Regions from separate parts of the Mus musculus genome. Here region 2 is linked to region 1. Evidence: chromatin loops called from intact Hi-C (ENCODE). Cell type or tissue: left cerebral cortex. All regions are shown on one strand. Each heading gives the region's core, and the rest is flanking DNA. Links, peaks and the distances in the headings are about the cores only. Region 1 overlaps Fhit (fragile histidine triad gene). Region 2 has its middle 45 kb from the start of Gm41097.

Region 1 (11,154 bases), core at 1,942-9,941:
GGGTCAGAGTGGATAAGGTGCATCAGATGGCCTCGAGAGCGCTGGGGAGACAGAGCAGAACAAGGTCGGGATGCTGAAGCCCTAACAAGAAACTGGATGGAGCAGTTTCTTGGGTTCATACCTCCATGGTATTCTGAATGGTCCTTTTTCTTGTTGTCTCTAGGGTCAGTTCCTTTATCCGCAGGCTCCTCCCAAAGTCTGGTAGAGTCTGTGCTTTCTACATGCCAGGAGGTAGAAGTATAGCCTTGCCAAATGCAGGTTTCTTTTGATAGAAGTCAGAAGATCATTGTCTTCTATGAAATCTCAAAAATATCAATAGTTTGCTTGTGTGATCTGGAGAAAATTTATTTATTGACTCTACTGTTCACTGGCTATTGGCTCTGAGTAGGGACTGAGTAGGGCTTTCAATGATTCCTACATAACCTTTGTAGTTCTAAGCATAGATTGTTATGTCTGTTGAAGGAAGTCATTCTTAGTGCTATCTGATAAGGATGACCCCAGCATCAAAATACTTTGGCCTAAACAAATAATTGGCGATGTAAGCTCACAAGGCCACCTGGTCTATAGTAGTATAATTGGACTAAAATTCAAGACTTTCTCCTGTACAGGCTATTATGATTAGTAAATATTAGAAATAGAATTGTCTTTCTAGAATGCACACACATATTGTCTTAGTCCATTGTTGCTGCTGTAACAAAATGTCTTAGCATCCATAATTATTAATCGGAATACACATCATAATGTTGTAGAGGCTGGAAATTCCAAGAAGAATGTATCTGCAGATGCAAGGCCTGATAAGGGCTTGCACTCTGCTTATAAGGTGCTGCATTCCTATTGTGACCTCACATGAAGTTGAAGATGTGTCCTCACATGGAGGAAGAAAGAACAGATAAGACATCAGGGTGCTTCCTTCAACCCCTTTTATAAAGGCTCCAATCACATTACTGAGAGCAAAGCTCTCATGATTTAATCAGTTCTTTTGAACATTTATCTTAATACTATGAGAGTTGTTTTTAAGGTGTGACATTAATTTTGGCAAACACATTTAGGTCATAGCAAATCCATTGACCGAGCAATTGATAAATAATGAAGCATTCATGTTGCGGTGTGACTCCATCTGTGATGGCAATGACAGTCTTCCTAGATTTGTGCAATTCTATGGGAAATTTTCTGGGAAACCATGAGACAATCTGAGAAGAATAGCATCTCCATAGAACGGATTCCATGATTGTGTTTCTATTTTAAAGTTGAAGCCAAAAGCCCGGAGCTCGATCTCTAGAACCCACATCAACCTGGGTGGTGTGTGGTACATGCCTGTAATCTCATTACTGAGGGGGAGAAAGCAGAACCCTGGCATTTACTAGCTAGCCAGATTAGTCTTTTGGGGGAGCTCCAGGCCAACAAGAGACCTAATGGAACACCTGAGAAACTACACCCAAGGTTGTCCTTTTGCAAGATATAAACATACTTGCATAAAAATCCACACATATATATGCACATATATAGCCACATGCAGACAGGTATATGAGCAAGTTTTTCCCATATAAATATGCAAATAACCTCTGCAAATTAATTGCTTAAGGAAAAGAAGACTTGGAAAGCTGAAGGGCTTATGGTCTGTACAAAGCTATGTGAAACACAAAGAACTGGCCTCAAGTAGCGAGAGTAAGAGAGACCATTGATGAAGGGAAGAACTTCTGGAAATTAATTTAGTCCACACCAGGCAGGAACCCACTGACATCAGCTTATAACCTGGGCTGCAGAAGAGAAGAGACAGGAGACCCAAGAGCTTGGTACTTTCCACAAGAGACTGGAAGCTCCAGTCTGCTTGCTGACAGGTGGCCTAATCTGGGGCCCATAAGGAGAGAATAGTTCTGGGCTCACCCAGCAAGCATATTGTTAACAGAAGCTGTACCCAATAAAAGATCTATGTTTAAGCTATAAAATGCAGCAGAATAAGAAGAAACACAGCAGATGGGAACATTTCTACAGTGCTTCAAATCAACAAAGAAAATACTTTAAAAATAACTAGGAGAAACCTCCAGAATCAAAATCTCTCTCTCTCTCTCTCTCTCTCTCTCTCTCTCTCTCTCTCTCTCTCTCTCTCTCTCCCTCTCTCCCCCCCCTCTCTCTCTCTCTCTCTCCCTCCCCCCCTCTCTCTCTCTCTCTTCCCCTCCCTTCCCCTCCCCTCCTCTCCTCTCCTCTCCTCTCTCTCTCCTCTCTTCTCCTCTCCTCTTCTCACTCCTATATCTTTTTTTTATTATTTTTTTTTACCATTGCCATTTTTACTGACTGACAACAACTGACAATTACAATCAATAGGCAGCCTGGAACTAATGCCCTGTCCACACATAAAGGAGGTGACAGTGTTCTCAGATCAAGGACAGGTGGAAAGCTGAGCCTCCTGCATGGGGAAGACTGCTTTATTTGTGGAGAACTCTAGACAGGTGACCAGTTCAGTTTGAGGCCAAGTACCTGAGCTGAAAGTGATCTCACAGACCAAGCCAGAATCCAGAGAGTCTAGCAGCCTGGCAGGTGTTTGAGAGCAGTACAAACTAATTCCACTATATCTGAGGCACTCCCTGAAAGGTCTTTGTAAAGTTTGCACTTACAAAGGGCTGGCAGGGCACATTCTAGTAACAAGTACATCTCCCCCCAAAACTTACTTTTGAGAATTTTGAGGCTTTGGGTTGGTCATATTTCTACAGCTGAGCTATTATTTAGATATGCGTCTGACAGGATTGAAGAGCCAGACTGGGTACCATCCCATGTTTTTGAAGTACAAGTGAGAAGTTACTATTTAGCAGGATCTGGAGATTTATGAAGCCTTCTATATCAATGAATTGCCCTCACTTAAGAGCCACCAGCCCAAATATTCACAGCCTCAAACCTCACACATGCTGTGTGGTTAGGAAAGCTGCTTAGGCTGAGGGTCTAGATCGAGGCTGCTCTGCAGCCCGCATGGTAGGAAGAGAAGGTCGGCTGATCCATAATGGATGCCCTGTGTTCTTAAAGCAGGGCAAAGTGTAGGAGGTTGTTATTCTGCTTTGAAGTCGCCTGTCTCTCTCTTTGGAGTGGATCAAAGCCTCCTTTTATTTATTTATTTATTCATTTTATTTCTTTCCAGAATTCATATAAGCTCTTAATGCAGAGCCTGCCTCTTGATGCACTCCAGGTTTTTTCCCCCTATTGCAAATCCCCTCCCCTCCAGTCTCACACTCAAACAGCATGGCAAGGCACTGTCCTTGGGTTCTCCCACTCCCCACCCTCCACCCTCATTTCTCCTTGTCTTCCCTCTCCATACCTCTCTCTTGCTCCTTCCCTCCCTCTTGTTGTCCTTTTGTCCTATTTTAGAATCATTCAGTAATATTCGGTCTCAGCTTAGAGAAGATATGCACTGACTTTCCAAAGCTCTTGTACAGCCTTATTTTTTTCCTAGCCAAACAGGGATGTTGCTATTATTCCTTTGTTCTCTCCTTTTCTAAAAGAGAAGTTAGATTGGAGGAAAAAACTGTTGTGAATGAGCCCAATGGAATCAGCTTCAAAGTTGCTTTGGAAACTGAAGAGAATGTGAGGCAACATGTATTAGTGGCTTGAAAAGGCTGGAGGACATGTTTTCAGAATATTCTGTTCTCACTGAAGGCCCTGCTTTTTTTTTTTCCCTAAAGGTTAATGCTACAATCTCCATAATGCAGGAAACAATACAAATTGTGCTACCCATGTGACAGAGGGTGTAGTCCACACCTCTGTTTATCTGGCAGAGAGCAAAGATACTGCAGTCTTGTAGGCTGAGGGTTACTGCCAATGATATCCTTTGAATCCTGGCACACAACTCCTCTGGGATAGCAAACCTACAATCTAGGTACACAAACAAGATACATACATCTAAATTCCATTCTTAAATCCTTTAAGCAACTGGATTGTAGGAAACAGAAGATCTTATAGATGGCAATTTAGAAAATTAATTCAAAAACACCATCTGCTAAGCCTCGGTTCTTGGAAAACGCCAGGCTCTGCAGAGAGAAAGGCTGGGTCTGGAGATAGATCTCGGTCTGCGCATATCTGCCCCCAAAGCCTTTTTCTTCTAGAATCCAGGGCGACTGTATCCAGACGATGCAAGGCCTCACCAGATGCTAAGCAGTGTGGTACTGAAGAGACCCTCGGTCTATCTCTGGGAGTCTTGTGTAAGCATTTGGCACCTTGCTTGGGATAGTCTGCTATTCCCAAGATCCCCAGAGTGTTTATTAACAAATACTGCCCAAGAACAAGGCAATTTGCCAATCTCTAAAGAGGACATGGATGTGAATATGGGCAACTTTTCTCTTTAGCCAAGGAATTGACTTCAAGAGAGGGGATGAAAAAGTTCAAAGGCATAAAGCTGATGTGATGGAGTACAGAGCCCATGAACCTTGGGGAAGTGTATACAGTTTGCTGCATATATAGCAGTGCTTCATTATCTCTGTCCAAACTCTTTAGAGGGAATTTACACTATACTTTCTTGTTTCATAGGTCTTATTTCCACTAAGAAAAATAAAGCCTGTATGTAATGCCACATGATCATTGTTCCCATTGATAAATGTTTATGAACATGACATAGGATCCTGTAGCCCACTTCCTCTAAGACCTCAGCACACCATAAAGAATGTTCCTTCCTCCATTCTAAATCATAGTGAGGGAGGATTCCATGGGATTATAAACCCAAAGTTACTATGATTACTGCTGCCAACATTAGATTTTTAATGGAGAAATAACTGCTACATCAAATTATGAAAAATCATACTGAAGATGTAGTTTGTGATAGAGGGCGCCGTCTGTGTTTCAGAAGTTGTGAGACCTTCCTTTGCTAGTCTGTCCTGATTATGCCTGGCCTCAGGGAGAACCTAAGTATACAGGCAAGGAAGGACAAGGGGTGGGGGGAGGGCTTTGCCTATCCTGCTGAGAGGAGGCAGTCATCCACATGGGTGAGGACTACTAACAAACTAACAGTTTGGTAGCCCTGATCCGTTTACAAAACCCAACCTAATTTTTGAATTCCTTTACATCAGTTTCTTTCTCCACGGCATAAGGAACCATGGACTGTGGGTCCTAGGCCTTATGGCATTTCTATTTCTTCCCACCTCCTCACTCCAAACCAACCCAGCAAGTAAGAATATTTGGGGCATTCCAGAGAATCACAAAAATCTGCCTCCTGTCAAATTCTCAACAACCCTCCCAGCTTATTCTTTAAGCTCTGAAATCAACCTTCCTGTTCCAAAGAATATCCCCAAATCCTTGCTCTAGCCTCTCTCTCTCTCTCTCTCTCTCTCTCTCTCTCTCAAAAAGCCATGAATCTGGACCCCACATTTATTATTAAGTAAGGGTTCCAGGACTTATTTCTCTTCACGCCTTCTGCTCTCTGGGAGCGTGCTGACTCGCCTTCTTAAGTTGGCAGGGAAGCATGTGAGGGTAAGGCTTCCTGCAAACCTTCTCAACAGCCAGAAGCCACACATTTCCAAAGTGTAAATATGCAACCCGTGTCTGGAGCCTGAGATGCAGAGTCACATGAAAGTGTTAAAATAAAATAAGGCTGACAGAGCCACTCCATCAGAAGCAGGCAGCGAATGAGATGTTATGAAACGCTTATAAGCCCAGGGAGTAAGGTGCTCAAAGACAATTACCAACTAAACATTTCATTAATGAAATAATGATTAATTATAATCACTAATTAAAATGCAGGATTATGCTGTTGGTTTTGAGCATTAACAGGAGTAATGACATTACCATTTTTAATGGAATTCCAGGAATGAAAATTATAGCAACTCACAGAAAAGACATGGCTGGCAAACGTGATTAGGAGTTATTGTTTAAACCCAGGGGCATAGAATTCTCCCTGCTGGTGAACTTAAGTTAAGTAAGTTTAATGTGGTGTAATTTAATTACTAAGCATAGTTTTCTTCTCAGTGGGAAGAGATACCAGGTTTTTGCTAAGAACAAAAGGAAGGCTGTAAATAGCCCTCAGTGATGGCTGGTTACTAAGGGGGAAATCTAAGAGCATTCAGCTGTCTTCTGCATAATGTTTGAGGGTAGATGCATCCTGAACTCATTGTAAATTTTATTTAATTAATGCTTTGAGGATTAACAGCAAAGCAGACCTTGCAGCCCGGAATATAAAGCTTCTGGGATTACCCAGAAAGTGATTTTCCCCAGAAAGGATGTCCCCATTAATAATTAATGCCAGGCGTTTTCATAAATGTCAGATTCCCACTGCAAGCAGCAACTTGACCCTCAGTAATAAACCATTTAAGATTCATTAAAGAGAAGCATCATTCTTAAACTGCTTGCCATGGCACGTGAGCTCATCCATAATGTAAAATGTTGGCATTAGTTGTGTTAAAAAAAAAAAAAAACAAAAAAAGCCAGCACGTGGCTTTCAGCAGGTGGCTGGAGTTATCTAGAGACCGCTTACTTCTTGCTTCCCTGTAAGGTGAGGTCTGGCATCCTTTGCCTCTGTCCTGGGTCAAATGATTTTGAAAGCAGAGGGGAGCCTCAGAGGAGATCCCGCTTAGATGCACCAACATCACTGGCTTATGGAGCTTCGAGATTCTCTGACTCAGAGCACCAGCCAGTACATTGTCAGGTGTGCAACCGCAGTATGACTGGCTTCTACCCACTGGTGGAATCCCACCTACCAGACTCCCACTCCCAATTGCGACAATAAAAAACATACGAACAATTCATATGTCCTTAGGGACAGAGTCTCAGGGGAATTTACCAGAGTGCATTCACTAAGACTCTCCCGTCACACAAGTGCCTGAGGCTGTGGTCATTCAGAATCTTAGATTATCGCTTTCAGTCACAGCTGTCCACAGGGCCAAAGACATTTTGCTTTTCAATCAGGTCAGGGATAGTAGCATAAGGATTCAAAAGTAGATATCACAGTGGCAATAGTGTGCCATTAAAACCAGTCCTGGTGATCTGCTTTGCAATGTCCCCAAGCTGCTGTGTAGTTGTCCCCATGTGCAAATGGCCATTTCCTTCTCACCATATTCATGGTGGCTAGTGCTGTGGGCAACCACTGTTGTCCTGACTTTTTGATGACTCTAGTGAATGACCAAGACCTTTTCCTCCCTACCCTCCCTCCCTCCCTCCCTCCCTCCCTCCCTCCCTCCCTCCTTTCTTTCTTTCTTTGTTTTTCTCTCTCTTCTTTTTCTTAACCAGAAAATAGTATGGTACCCAAGGAAAACTATTCTCACAATTGTCAAAAGTCTGAAAACAAGTCACCGAAGTTTTTCTTAATAATCAACATAGGATTGGTTTTAAAAAAATACACTTTTAATTTTGTCTGCATACAGGATGCCCCATGCTGTCTGAAATAAATGAGAAAAAATGGATAGAATAAACATGGAGCTCTCTGGAAAGTCACTTGGTCTAACACAGGCAGAGACCAGTCTGGCTTGTGATCTGCCTCCTTTCCGTTCGTAAATAGAATCAACAAGAGCAGTTATATCACAGCCACAAGGTATTTGGTATTCTCAGGGTAGATTGAATGGGACATAAGGGGAGCAGTGTCCTTACGGTTGTCCAGGCTGTGTGACAGCTGACGGGACATAGCCCACACCTCAGGGAGAGCATGAGATGGATTGGTTATTGGAGAAGCAGACTGGAGTGTATGTGCTGACGTCATCTAGTGATAACAGTCCCACTTTTCCTGTGTACAATCACACTCTGGCCTGATAGCAGATCATGGTAAGTAGGAGTCCTTTCTAGTATTGCACTTTGAAGAGGCCTGTTTTAAATAAACCAGCCAAACCGTGGGTTCAGGAATCAGCAAGCAAAGAGCCTGCTTGGCTCACAACCTGTGTAAGACTTATTAATTCAGAGAGTAGAAAGCCTACATGTGCTAATTACCAAAACTACTAATTAGCTTTAATTATAAGCTTGGAAGGAAGTTTAAGTGTGTTGCATTTGATAGGACTGTTGACCTTTTCAGTGTATTTTGGGGGAGGGTTGAGAAGCAGAAAGAAGGTGTTATGAAATTCATCAGAGAGCAATTAATTTAGGTCTTCTGATGAATGTGCTATAAATTAACACATCTGTGCACATCAGTCCATAAGGGTGCTTTAATAGAGTCTTCCCAGTACCAACTCCCAGTGCCTCATCCGGCCAAAAAGAGATTCTCATTTCCTACGTAAAATCTTATTCTGCTACTGTTGCTAAGCAAAGTGACAGGCTGGGCACAGCTCGATGGATGCTTTTATATGTAAATCATAGCTCAGACAAGAGCAGACTTTGACTGATTCTGGAGGGTCACTGAGAGAACCTGTCCTTGCAGACATTTGATGAGATGCTTAGAAATCTATTTCATGCCAAGGTCTGGCAATACTGTCCTGTCAGCCTCTCATCCTGTCATAGTTTCAGTGTCCCTGAGCCTTCCTGGCCAGAGGTTTGAGACATCCCTTTCATGTGGCAGGGATGCTCCATACTGTCTTCTTGCAGCAAGACAGCTTCACGTCTGATATTCCCAGGAACACAAATGACAGGTTTCTAGGATGGGCTTCATAGCCTCTGCATCACTAATGACACCCTTGCTTCCAAAAGCATGTCACAAGCTCATAAATGACATCTGAAGCCAGAGCTAACCAGGCAGCTTGTGGTTGCCTGCTGGAACTGCTGAACTCTGAGCCCCTTTCCTCTAGATCTGAAGGATCTTTGGTTTGGTTCGAATCTCTAGGAACTGACATATGCCCTAGTAACGACCAGAGGGATCTCATATAATATAATAAAAAACCATGATCAACATGGAATAATCTCTGCTTAGCCAGCACACACTTGCCTACAAGACAAGGGGTTAGCTCTGGCAAAGGAGTGGGGAAACAGAGTAAAAAGTTTTGTGGGCTCAGAGATGAGATCCCTAAGAAGGGAGTCATAAAGACAAGTAAAAAGATCTGCCTTCTTCTCATTCTGAAAACAAGGCAAACAAAAGAGCCTGTAGGACATCCTGCCCTAGATACAACCCCTTCTTATTAAGTCAGGGTAGTCACACTGCCCTAGATACAACCCCTTCTTATTAAGTCAGGGTAGTTACACTGCCCTAGATACAACCCCTTCTTCTTAAGTCAGGGTAGTTACACTGCTCTAGATACAACCCCTTCTTCTTAAGTCAGGGTAGTTACACTGCCCTAGATACAACCCCTTCTTATTAAGTCAGGGTAGTTAGAGTGCCCTAGATGCAAACCCTTCTTATTAAGTCAGGGTAGTCACACTTCCCCAGATGCAAGCCCTTTTTATTGAGTCAGGGTAATCAAACTGCCCCAGATGCAAGCCCTTTTTATTGAGTCAGGGTAATCACACTGCCCCAGATGCAAGCCCTTACTAAGTCAGGGTAGTCACACTGCCCCGGATGCAAGCCCTTACTAAGTCAGGGTAGTCACACTGCCCCGGATGCAAGCCCTTCCTATTAAGTCAGGGTAATCAGAGTGCTGGCTAAACTTTTGTTCAGATGTTGAACTCCAGTGGTGATGAAATTTCATGATAAGAATTCATGTTTCCCAACTTTAAAACAGGATGGTATGATTGGATGAGAGCAAGAACCAAATGGAGTAAGCTGTAGGAATTTATCCTCTCCCAGGTCCACAGGCTGTGAATGTTAGGTCCAGCTGTCATTAGAGTTTGATGTTAATAAAGGTTCATGAAAGTTCTGGGGAGCAATACTTCCTTCCTTTATGCTGGTCTCTAGTGGTTGGCTGCAGTTTTCAGTGTTGCCTAGTTTACAGATATATACCTTCAATTTCTGGGTATATTTATATGGCATTCTTCTCTGTATGGATATCTGTATGCCTTCTAATCACCCCAAAAAGATTGAGCACCAGTCTTTAAAGTTATCAATTACCTTAGTCCTGTATTGCCTCATCTTAACTGCATGTGTCACAGATTTTATTTCCAAATGGGGATGCATTGTGAAATACTAAGTAGACATGGATTTTTAATAGCATCATTCAATCAGCTATAGGGTCCTTAATATCTCTCTCTCTCTCTCTCTCTCTCTCTCTCTCTCTCTCCCTCTCTCCCCCTCACTTGCTCCTTCCATCCCTCCTTCTCTCCATCCCTTTCTCTCTCTCTCTCTCTCTCTCTCTCTCTCTTATTAGTTACTTCATTTAATAATCCATGTATGTGTGTGTGCCTGCATAGAGGTCAGATGTCACTCTGAAATAATCAGTTCTCTCTTTTCACTGTAAGGATTTGGATGACTAAAGGAAATTTGTCATGTTTAGGGGAAAGAGTGCTTGCCCACTGGGCTATCTTACCAGCTGCTGGTACATGGATGTTTGTTTTCATGCCATCACAGCTTTTCTCCTGTAGATACAGAGTAGATCTAAATCTCTCACATGGTTTACAGTCATGAGATGAAGTCCACCCTCCCAACCTAGATATGCTGCTTTGACAGCCTTCTGAGCCCCTTGCCTCAACCCCTGTTGTTTGGTATTTATTCAAAACCAATATGTGTCCTCTAAACTGGTTGCTGAAAGGTATGCTTTTAATAGTTTTTGGTGTGTGTGTGTGTGTGTGTGTGTGTGTGTATGAGTGTGTCCGTGTGACCATAAAACATCACTTTTACTCTATAGCCCTTTTATAGCTAATTGTATTGCCCTTATCTTCAGCATATTTATAGATTGTCCCTGAGTTTATTGAGACAAGTCATTGTAGTTAAAGCTGAAGTGATGCCTGTTTGTCCCTGTTCTTCTACAGACCTGGCTATGCTAATGGCTAAAACTATATATCACTCAGCAGAAAGCTGTGCTCCAGGTCAAACATGCTTCAGAGAAGAAAATTGCAGTGTGTCAGGGAAATTAGCAAACAATTGTCAGCAGAAGGGGTGGTGGGGAAAGAACAGGAAGATTTGAGATCAGCAGAAACAGCTACATATCTGGACCTGGTTTATCTTATAGTAAAGACTTCCCCACCCCACCCCCACCCCAGCAGTGTAGAAGGTGATGGGAGGTTAGCCAGAGCTGTACTAGAAGCAGCTCCATCCTTTCTGGCACTTTCCTCATGCCAGAGTCTTCCGCACAGTATAGCTCTATTGTGCAAACTTGTAATCTGCATCTGAACTGGGTACCTCTCCCAGGATCCTTTACAAAGCATGCTGATCGCCTGCAACACTATTTATGGATATGT
Region 2 (11,154 bases), core at 1,667-9,666, 240 kb after region 1:
GAATTATACCAGACTTCTCATCAGAGACTATGAAAGCCAAAAGATCCTGGGCAGATGTCATACAGACCCCAAGAGAATACAAATGCCAGCCCAGACTACTATACCCAGCAAAACTCTCAATTACCATAGATGGAGAAACAAAGATATTCCAAGATTGTTGTGTAAAACCAAATTTACACAATATCTTTCCACAAATTAAGCCCTATAAAGGATAATAGATGGAAAATGCTAACACATGGATGTAAACTACACCCTAGAAAAAGTAAGAAAGTAATCTTTCAACAAACCCAAACATAAAAATCACATAAAAAATAACAGGGAGCAACAATCACTTAGAAAACATTGAAACAAGAGTCAAAGTACATGCAAAAAGCAAAAAGTCCCTAACCCAAAACATCCAGGAAATCCAGGCCACCATGAGAAGACAGGGAAAATTTTCCTGAACAGAACATCATTGGTTTATGCTCTAAGATCAACAGTCAACAAATGGGACCTCATCAAATTGCAAAGCTTCTGCAAGGCAAAGGATACTGTCAATAGAACAAAATAGCAACCAACAGATTGGGAAAAGATCTCTACCAACCCTACATCTGATAGAGGGCTAATATCCAATTATACAAAGAACTCAAGAAGTTAGACTCCAGAGAACCAAATAACCCTATTAAAAGTGGGATACAGAGCTAAACAAAGAATTCTCAACTGAGGAATAGAAAATGACTGAGAAGCACCTAAAGAAATGTTCAACATCCTTAGTCATCAAAAAATGCAAATCAAAACAACCCTGAGATTCCACCTCACACCAGTCAGAATGGCTAAGATTAAAAACTCAAGTAACAGCAGATGCTGGCAGGGATATGGAGAAAGAGGAACACTCCTCCATTGCTGGTGGGATGGCAAGCTGATATAACCATTCCAGAAATCAGTCTGGCAGTTCCTCAGAAAATTGGACATAGTACTTCCTGAGAAGCCAGCTATATCACTCCTGGGCCTATACCCAAAAGATGTCCCAATACTTATATATTGGGACATATATAGAGCAAGGACACATGCTCTACTCTATTTATATCAGCCTTTTAACAGTCAGAAGGTGGAAACAACCCAGACTTCTCTCAACTGAGGACTGGATGTAGAAAATGTGGTACATTTACACAATGGAGTATTACTCAGCTATTAAAAACAATGATTTCATGAAATTCTTAGGCTTCCAAATGGAACTAGAAAATATCATACTGTGTGAGGTCACCCAGTCACAAAAGAACACAGATGATATGCACTCACTATTAAGTGGATATTAGCCCCAAACTTCAGAATACTCAATATACAATTCACTGACCACAATGAAGCTCAAGAAGAAGGGGCCCAAAGTGTGGATGCTTCAGTCCTTATAAAGGGGAACAAAATACTCATGGGAGGAAATATGGAGACACAGTGTAGAGAAGAGACTGAAGGAGAACTCATCCACAAACTGCCCCACCTGGGGATCCATCTGATATACAGTAACCAACTCTAGACACTATTGTGGATGCCAAGAAGTGCTTGCTGACAGGAGCCTGATATAGCTGTCTTCTGAGAGGCTCTGCCAGAGCCTGACAAATACAGAGGTAGATGCTTGCAGTCAACCATTGAACTGAGCACAGGGTCCCCAATGGAGGAATTAGAGAAAGGACTGAGGAGTTGAAGAGGTTTGCAACCCCATAGGAAGAACATCAATAACAACCAACCAGACCCCCAAGGTCTCCCTGGGTCTAAACTACCAACCAAAGATTATCCATGGCTCCAACCACATATGTAGCAGAGGATGGCCTTGTCAGGCTTCAATGGGAGGAGATGCCCTTGGTCCTGTGAAGGTTGGATGCCCAGTGTAGGGAAGATGCCAGGTTGGAGAGGCAGGAGTGGGTGGGTGGGTAGGGGATCACCCTCAGAGAAGCAGAGGGAGGAAGAATGGGATAGGGGGTTTCCAGAGGGTAAGCCGGGAAAGGGGATAATATTTGAAATGTAAATAATAAAATATCCAATAAAAAATACTTAATGGGGATTATTAAATCTTTATGATTAGGGATCATACTTTTTATTGTTTTGGTCAGCTTGTCTAGGTTGGAAAGTAGAGAGAAGGGGGAATCACAGAATGAACCATTTAAATATATGAACTTAGGTCTAGATCCTGATAAATAATAAACTAGCTCTCATTTATTACAATGGATGTGGATCCTCTGATCTACTGAAAATCAGACCCTCAAGTTGATCTGTATTCAAAGTTTCAAAAGACAGAGGAATGTGGCTCAGTTGGCAGAGTGATCACTAACATGAAATTCAGCACCTAGTAAACTGGCATGGTGGCATGTGGCTATAATCCCAGCTCTCTCAACACCAGGGAGGTGGACCAAGCTGAGTATCCTTGGCTTGAAACTACAAGTTTGAAACTAGCCTGGGATACATGAGACCCTGTGTCAAAATAAAAATAGAACGTTTTCAGTCCTCAGACAGCATGTATAAGGCCTACCTTTAACTCCCAGCACTGCACAAACAAGCTCGGCAGTATGTGCCTATAATGCCAGCCCCTAAGAGGCTAAGATGAGTAGATTGCCAAAAGTTTAAGTCTAGCCTGGGCTACAGCATGAGAGCCTATTTTAAAACAAACAAACATCAAACAACAAATCAAAGAAAGGAGAAAATAAGGCTGAGCACTCCCCTCCTCCCACCACACCCAGATGAGACGCCTTCTAGAATAAGATCCTTGCCTAGAGCCCTTTCGTCTCTGTTAAGGAGCTCGGAGACAATGGAGCCAAGGGACCAGTTCACAGCAAACCTGAGACACAAAGTAGCCAAAAGTGTTGCATCCTGCACATAGGAACTTCTAGATGATTCCGGTTTGATTTCAGCTGGGCCTTCCGATGACCCTTCTTCCTTATTTTATCAACTGCAAGGAGTCACAAATCCAGTAGCCTTCTCCCCTAGTCGCTGCCATTCCGGCTCTTTCCTGATGAGTGAATAAGGCATGCCAAGGCACCATGATGAAGGGGTCACTTAATTTCCGTTTGTAAAGCCAAATCTCCTGTGCTCCCCGTAATTACCAATCAATTTTACATAAATAGCAAAATTAAGTCCCATTATTCTCATTTACCACAAAATTAGAGGAATTAATTAAACATGGAAAAGGGGCCAATGCCTGCCAAATCACCACTTCGAGCAGAGAAACAAATTCTACGCAGGCGGAAGAAAACTGAACGTGATGTCCAGAGACTGGGAAGCGATGTAACTGCAAGCAACCTGTGAATGGGGCAAGTATGTGACACCTACATAGCTCAGTGCTCCAGTCTCACAGAGATGACAAAGAGAACGTAGTCCTCCAATAGGTACAGGGAAGCACCATTTCCATCGCGATAACACGAGTGCAGGGCTCCTTTCTGTTGTTTGAAGAAGGCTTTTCTTGTGTTTGGTCTGGATGGATATCCATTACTAAAGTGCTTGCCTGAGGACCTCCAGCCCTAGTGCCCATGGAAGGAAAGCCAGGGATGATGTGATCCTACAGCCAGAGGCGGAGCCAGGTAAATATCCTAAACAAAGAACTCTGTGAGAGACTCGTCAAAAAAAAAAAAAAAAAAAAAAATTGTACCCGAAGAACACCTGAGGTTTTCCCTTCTAGAAGACTCTTGCTTGATCTCATGTAGGCCTGCAAACACACCTCCACAATTTGTACATCTGGACACACATGAGCACATACACGTACAACATGTACATGCAAACTCTATAAAGGCTGACAAGAAGGCAACCCTAGGATGTGCTTTCAAATCTGTATCTGTCAAAGGAATCACCATGCCCTTGACTGTTGGTAATGAGTCCAGCTAAGCTGCTGAGGCCAGACCTCAGGAGCAGCAGCCCTGCTTTATAAAAGGGTATGGGTTGAATAAGACAACATTTCTGAAATAATTGGAAAGTAGACAAGGAGGGACTAGGGCCAGCTTTGAACTCACATAAATTTGGCATTAGGATCAATGAAGCTCAGATCTTTTACAAAGTTTATAAAGTGTCAGGCTAAGGTCAGTAAATCAGATTCACAAGCCAGCAGAGGTTAAGAAATAAAACTGCATGATTGCCCATATCAATGACACAGCACAATATCAACCATCCCTTAGATAACTCCCTAAATATAATACTGCTCTAATATTTTGGCTACACATTACCGAACCCTGAGTTTTTGTCTTGGGAACACTGCATTGTTACATCTCTGCTAAGCACGTAGGCACCCACCCAGTCTTGTGCTGTGAAAAAAGGCTCCTTTCGGAAATTAGCTGCCCTCTATAAATATGCCATTTTTCTTCTAACTCCATGCTGGAATTATATTTACAAATGAAAAAGATGGCAATAAATATTTTGGACTGTAGTAAGTCCATCTTAGTGTCTGAGCAGTACAGATGGTATGCAGAGAGCACAGGGAAGAGTGTCTGTCAGAACCTACACGTCACCTACATCTTCAAGTAGGAATTGGAAACTTAGTCGCAAAGAGAAGCAACAAGTTCTTCTCCCAAAACCCACTTAGCAAAGAGTGAAACCTACATTACCCATTCTGAATGATCCAGGCATTGGGCGTCCTGTTATTGATGTTTGCATCCAAGCCAAATTGCAGTGAGTCAAGGGTATTGAAGCCTCTGCTGGGCAGATAAGATAGAAGCTGCTCAAGCAAGGAACCGGCCCTGATGCAACAGTTACCAAAATGTTCTCGCTAGAGGCCAGAAGGGTGCTCAGAAGGGGGTTTTCGCCTCTGTGACGTGTCCTGAGTGAGCATGTGTCTGAAGATGTACATGCTTCTAGGACTAGGGGAAAGGCGACTGCTGGATGGAGGAAACGACTGGCCAGCTCAGCCCCAGCCCCATCATTCCTTTCCCCAAGCAGGCACTGAATTTCCTGGGTTCCCTTTCATGCTCTATAGGAGTCTCTCAGTCTTTCTCTCCCCCTCCCTCTCCCTCCTGCATTATTCTCCCTTTCCCTTCTCCTTCCCTGTCCCTGTCCCTCTCCCTATCCTTATTCCTTCTCTCTTCCTCTTCCCTCCCTTCCTCTCTCCCCCACCTTTCTCTCCTTCTTCTCTGTCCCTCATTCTTTCTTTTCTCCTGCCATTCCTTCTTCTCTCTCTTTTAATTTCCTACCTGTGATTCTTTAATGAAATGCTCTCTAATACTCATTGTCTGTGATTTATGAAGTTCATTCTACATATTTGTGAGACAAGAACACAAAGACCCCTGGTACCAAAGATCCTTGCAACTCTACCTGTGTTTCTTTTAACTTCAAATAAAAGAATGGCAATATTAATCCAACATTAGCCAAAGGCAAGTCAGAGAAGAGAAGGAGGAGGAAGAGAAGGAAGAGAAAGAGGAGAAAATGAGGGATTTACATTTATAAAATGTTTAATGCATTCAAAAGTCATTTATAATACATGGATAATATATACAAGACTTCCACTAAGTTACTAAAATTATACATGTGCAAGTCCATACATGGACATGTGTATATGTGCACTTGGAGGCCAGAGGCCAACTGCTGGTGTTGTTCCTCAGGAACACCACAGCCCCCTTCCTACCCCAATTTTTTAGACAAGGCTACTCACTGGCCTGGAACTCAACTAGTTTGGCTATGAACTCCCAAGTATCTATCCATCTCTACCTCCCCAGCTCTAAGATTACTGCCATATGCTATAACACCAACCTTCCCTTACATAAATTCTGGGGCTCAAACGCAGGTCCTTGAATTTACAAGGCAAACATATTCCTAACTGAGGCATCTGAAGTCCCATGAATTAACTGTTTTTTAAAACTTTATTCTCAAAAGTTGTCAGGGAGACTGAGGGTGCCGTCTTATGGTGCTCTCCCTGCTCACCTGATGGTTCAGAGGACTGACAGAGATGGGCCGAGAAGGCCTGAGGATCTAGCACTAGTCAGGCTCCTGTAGGGGCTCAATTATTTGGGGGCAACTGCAATCTCTGCTATTATTTCCACTCTGCTACTATTTCCCAAGGATGGTTGAATCCCGCCTACTTTTCTTGTTTGCTATGGAGCAAGTCAGCATTTGGGTTGGGGCAGCTGTCAGGGTTGGAAGGAGAGGGGTCTGGTCATGCTTCTCCCTGCCACTATGGGCTGAAGGCAAGAAACGATAGACCAAATCCTCCTGTCTTTTGCTTATCTTATTTTGGTCTATTTGTGTATTCATTAACATGCAAGGTTTGGCAACACTGAAGTCTCTGGTAGAATCACAGTTTCTGGGATAAATGCAGAGGCTCTATTATTATCTCCAAGGGAACCGTGAAGTTCTAGCAACAAAATATTACAGACATTGCAAAGAGGAGTTCTTATCAGTATGCTTTGCTAGATGTACACGTTATCTCTGTGATAAAGATTCCAGAAGCCAACAGAGGCAAACTGCTAGGGTTCCCAAGCCCAAGCCCAAATGTCCATGAACTCCACGCAGGCCCCCATCTTCACCCACCAACTGATATGGAGTAATAGAATAGCAAAGTAAGTAGATAACCACAGCTCACAGATCCAACTGGGGGCAGCAGGCAGTCACTAGTACATGAAATACCTGGTTTTAATTTTTTTTAATTGTGGGACTAAGATGATGACATAATTATTTACTCTGTGGTATACCTTTTTGTCATGATCACAGCATCAAGAAATCTAAGAACACTGCCCTGAAGCTTAGAAAAGTTAGCTGAATTTTCAACAAAGAGAAGTCGGTAGATATTTCCCATCAGGGCAGCCTTAAACTATGTTAGTTCTCTCTTTGCCTGCCTCCAGCTTCAGACAGAATTCCACCCACCTGCCCACCAGGTCCTTCAATGTTCGCTTTCTGTGAACCAAATTTCCATTTCAGCCAGTGCCAGAATAGGCTTCTAGGACAGTGAGATTCCTGGTCTGGGGAAATCAGAGGCAAATACACACGCCCATTCTGTAGATTCCTGCTTTGGAGATAAATATTCCTGTTCTTAAAACACAGAGAGGAATCATGTTTCTAAATATTTATTCTCTTGGGCACTATTTTGAAATTCCAAAATTAAAAAAAAAAACCAAACAAACAAACCAAAAAACAAACAAACAAAAACTCCATGCAACTGATAAATATAGAGAACTCATGTGTTCTTTTTGCAGATATACTTATCTTAAAATTTTATTTCTTGTCCATTCCATTAATATTTACTTTTATAAGCTATTGGAGTGTTCTCTCCTCTGTGTTTAGATATCCTTTAGTCTATGCTTTTTCAAAGTAAAGAGGCTTTATTACATACCATGTCATTCAGGACAGGCAACTTTGCTGGGTTGTTTTTACTTATTCTTCAGTGTGTGATTTCAAGGCCTTTTGGTAATTTACACCTATTTAATAAAGATCTTAGGAAAGCTTTTCTTGCATTTTATCTTCTTGTGATTTGTTTATTTTCTAAAACCCTGAACCAAAGATATGACTGGAGTCCTTATCTGCTCAGGGATGTTATACTCCACTATCATGCATTCCTGTCTGTTTTCATCATGGGGGCATAGCATTGCTGTAACAATGCGGTTCCCACTACAGCTCTCAGGCTGGCAGCCTTCTGTCTAAGGGCCAAGGTGACTTCATATCAGATTAGTACTTCCTGTTTATGTGTCTCCTGGCAGGATGACAAGGCAGCATCATAAAATGTAAGAGTTCCTAAGTTGTGGAGGATGGAGGGAAGGGAAGATTAGGGAGTCAGGAGATAAAACTAACAATTATACAAAGACATTGGAGCCAGGTTTCTGAAAACTGATTCTTGTCCATTCCCCAGACTATGACTGTCTCAATTCAGATTTCTGCTTTTGACCTCAGATAGCCCCACTAAAGGAAGAAAAGAAGAAGAAGGTTCTGGCTCCAGAGCCTCAAGTTGCCCAAAGACAGGGGCATGTAATTCCAAGATCTAGTATATCTTACCCTAGTCACATCTGTTGCAGGTGTTAGCCCTGACTCCTCCTACAGGATCCACCTTGGTGGGACCATGCTGGTGCCTTGCAGGTTTCCCAACATTGGGAACCCTTATAGACCACAGCCTTATAGACCCTGAGCATGGGTTTCATTACAACATTTGCATGCAGACACAAATGGAGGCATAGGTCAGAAGCTGAACTAAAATTAGAAATGCTCAGATGACTGGGTCACCTCAGCTGTCATTGGGACACCTGGCAACAGCTCACAGAATGAACTTATGATCCCCAAGTAAATACATGGGATGTGAGGGTTCAAGAGACAGTGTTGGCCTGTCTACACAAAGGCATATGTAGGGGTGGTTCTGATGCTAAGGTCCTATTCTCCAATTGGTTCTTGAACCATCAATAAAGATGCTAGCAGCCAATGAGCTGTGAGAAGTAGAGACTTCGGGGTCCCTTGAGGCCAGCTAGCAGACACAAGAGAGAGAAGAAAGGATTTTTAAAAAAAAACCATACTTCGGAAGGAGAAAATGCAGCTAGCCATGTGAGATCTCAGGTGGATCTGCCATAGGCCATTTCTCCAGGTGGGAGGTTGGGGTGTTGACCTGAGACTGAAGGTGACTGAACAACTGAAGCTAGAGCAGGTTGAAAGGTAATAAGCTAAGAGTATTGGGAAGGACATGCTAGTCATAGTAGATTGGAAGCACCCATCAGTTGAGCCAAGAAGGCAGGTTGAAATTGGGTAATGTGTGTGTCTGTGATTTTCATCCATAGATCCAATATTCTCTTTGGCCAGGGCTGGTAGTGCCACCAATTCCCAGAGCTTAGGCAGGGTAGCTAAAGCTACATGCTACAGATGGCGCCTAACAAAGGACAAGAATCCACTATTAATTTAAGAAATACTCTGATGGATTACACACACAAAGTGATATAAGTCTAGAAGAGGGGAGAATTGGTTTCTCAGCAGCAAAGAGCAAGGAGTCACATGTTGGTTCAAGGAAACTTGAACAAAGGAACACAGGGAATGCCTCAGCTTAGAGATGCTGGGATCCCCTGCTGTGAAAAGAGACAGGATGACTACTCTGAAGCTGACAGCCAGACAGTAAAAGCTGCCTGTTTCCTATAAGTAGGCAATCAAAAGATAGATTTTAAAATTTTGATTTAATTGTTTTTAAGAATAAAAGGGAATATAGATTTTGCGCGAGCCAAGTGAGGATTTTTTTTCTGCAATTCGAAACTGATACAAGAGCTTAATATGAGAGCCAGAGAGCCAGATGGCAATAGCTGCCTACTTCCTACAAGCAGGTGATCAAAGAATAGGAATAAATAAAAATCTGATTTAATTGTTTTTAAAGTAGCAGAAAGTATCATGGTAATTGTTTAACTGTTCCTTAGTATACAGAAGTATTAAGCTCCACAGAAGGGAGAAGTTAAGGAGATTGAATTAAAAGTACTTTAGAAAAGATTGCTAGTACAATTTCTCAATATCTTTAAATATGGTTTACTCATGGGATTTCTATGCCTGTTATGACAAATAAGACCTAAAAATAGGCTTATACAGTAAGTAGACTGAGATATTAAATAATTTAGGCCTTGATCTCATAAAGGTCAAGAAAAGAGACAACAGAAGTACCGTCTCATCAGCTAATGTTTGCTTAGATTGCTTTATTTGCCTTGAATTGTTTTATTAATCAAAATGAGTGTCATTTTGAGCTTGTAGTTATATTAAAATTCATCTGGTAGTGGTTAAACTAAACATTTAATTATTTCTAGTTACTGAACCTAGGATTTGCTATTTTGGAAAAGAGGCTCTATATTCCTGTTGACAGGAAAGGGTAAGAGGCTTTGGACCCCTTCTAGTGTCATATGGATCAGATATAACAAGGGGAGAGATACTGAAAAACTCAAAAAATTCAAGAGAATCAAGCAGGACTGGTAAAGATTCTTCATGCCATCCTTCACATTGCATGCACAAAGACTTAATACAAGTGATTATTCATAAAATTAACTCATAAAAAGACAGTTGTCTTTCACCTGCTCAATCAAGGAACAAAATTTCATCCTTAACTAATCTGTGCACCCTGTACAATCCATTAACTATCTTAATGGTACTAAATTTTGGTTGAGATTCATCTACTACAGAATGTACAACTTTGAACAGATTCATCCTCAGAGATGCTGAACTGACCTACTTGGCCCCTGCTTTTGGTTGCTGAGTAAAACAGCTTTGAGGATGCTGGTGATCCTAGGTCATCTTGCCTCATCTAAACTTTGAGATGGATCCAATCAAGCCCTGAACCTTCTAAATATACAGAGACTAGATAACAGATGCCAAAGCTAGATTTTTTACATCTAACTAATTTTTCTATCCTTCCAACCCCTTTAGAGAATTTTTTTGTCTCCCATTTTCAGCAAGAAGCAGATATGGAGGGTCATCAGCCCAATTCCCTGGACTTGGGTATCTGGGAGTAATGGTTATTTTACAAATTATAGTAGTTGTCATTTTAGGGATAATTTGGAAATAGTCATAATTTTGACCAGGGAGGAAATAAATGGAATGAATTACATGAATTACTAAATTTTGTCTTTGAACAAAACATTGCGTAGCCATACTTTTTTTTTTTTTTTTTTGGTTTTTAGTTTTTGGTTTTTGGTTTTGGTTGTTTTTGGTTTTTGGTTTTTGGTTTTTGGTTTTTTCAAGACAGGGTTTCTCTGTGTAGCCCTGGCTGTCCTGGAACTCACTTTGTAAAACAGGCTGGCCTTGAACTCAGAAATCCGCCTGCCTCTGCCTCCCAATTGCTGGGATTAAAGGCATGTACCACCACTGCCCAGCTTGTGTAGACATACCTTAATTGATAAAAATATTTACAAATTTACAAATTGAATTTAATATTTCTTACACTGGTACAAAATTTATATTGATAAAGATTTAAGGTTTTAATTGATGTGAATTTCTTATATTGACAAAAAACCTTGAGGTTAATATTGTTACTCTTAAATAGACATTGTACTTATATAACTCACTTAAGAATATGAGATTTAGACCCAGTCCTTCCAATAGCAGCTTTAAAAACTGTTTAAGATGAATAAACAGCACAAGTTAAAGGCCAGATAGAAAAATCATAGTTATATTATATTCTATTTTAATTATAATAAAGTACCTTCAATTTACTCAAATAGACATGGCTAGGAGTAGCTAAGGTTTAACAGTTCAAGAGACTCTAGATAGTCT

The links. Hi-C counts contacts between places; a loop is a spot of excess contacts. Peaks named below come from ENCODE experiments on the same cell type or tissue, not always from the same donor. Only the 100,000 strongest peaks of a DNase experiment are listed, where the experiment ranks them.
Region 2: a loop joins it to region 1, with 2.8 times the contacts of the local background. A loop is called at or near these places in 7 of 42 quality-filtered maps.

The regions. Positions count from the first base shown.
Region 1 is chr14:9,639,321-9,650,474 of GRCm38, reverse strand. All of the region lies in intron 5 of Fhit (fragile histidine triad gene), which reads left to right. Among named protein-coding and RNA genes, the nearest start is that of Gm41096, 120 kb to the right of the region's middle. In left cerebral cortex, for the core only: no CTCF peak of the experiment used is centred there; DNase peaks (open chromatin) are centred at 3,996, 5,480, 8,231 and 8,408; H3K27ac peaks cover 412 bases.
Region 2 is chr14:9,397,490-9,408,643 of GRCm38, reverse strand. No RefSeq gene overlaps it. Among named protein-coding and RNA genes, the nearest start is that of Gm41097, 45 kb to the left of the region's middle. In left cerebral cortex, for the core only: no CTCF peak of the experiment used is centred there; a DNase peak (open chromatin) is centred at 6,253.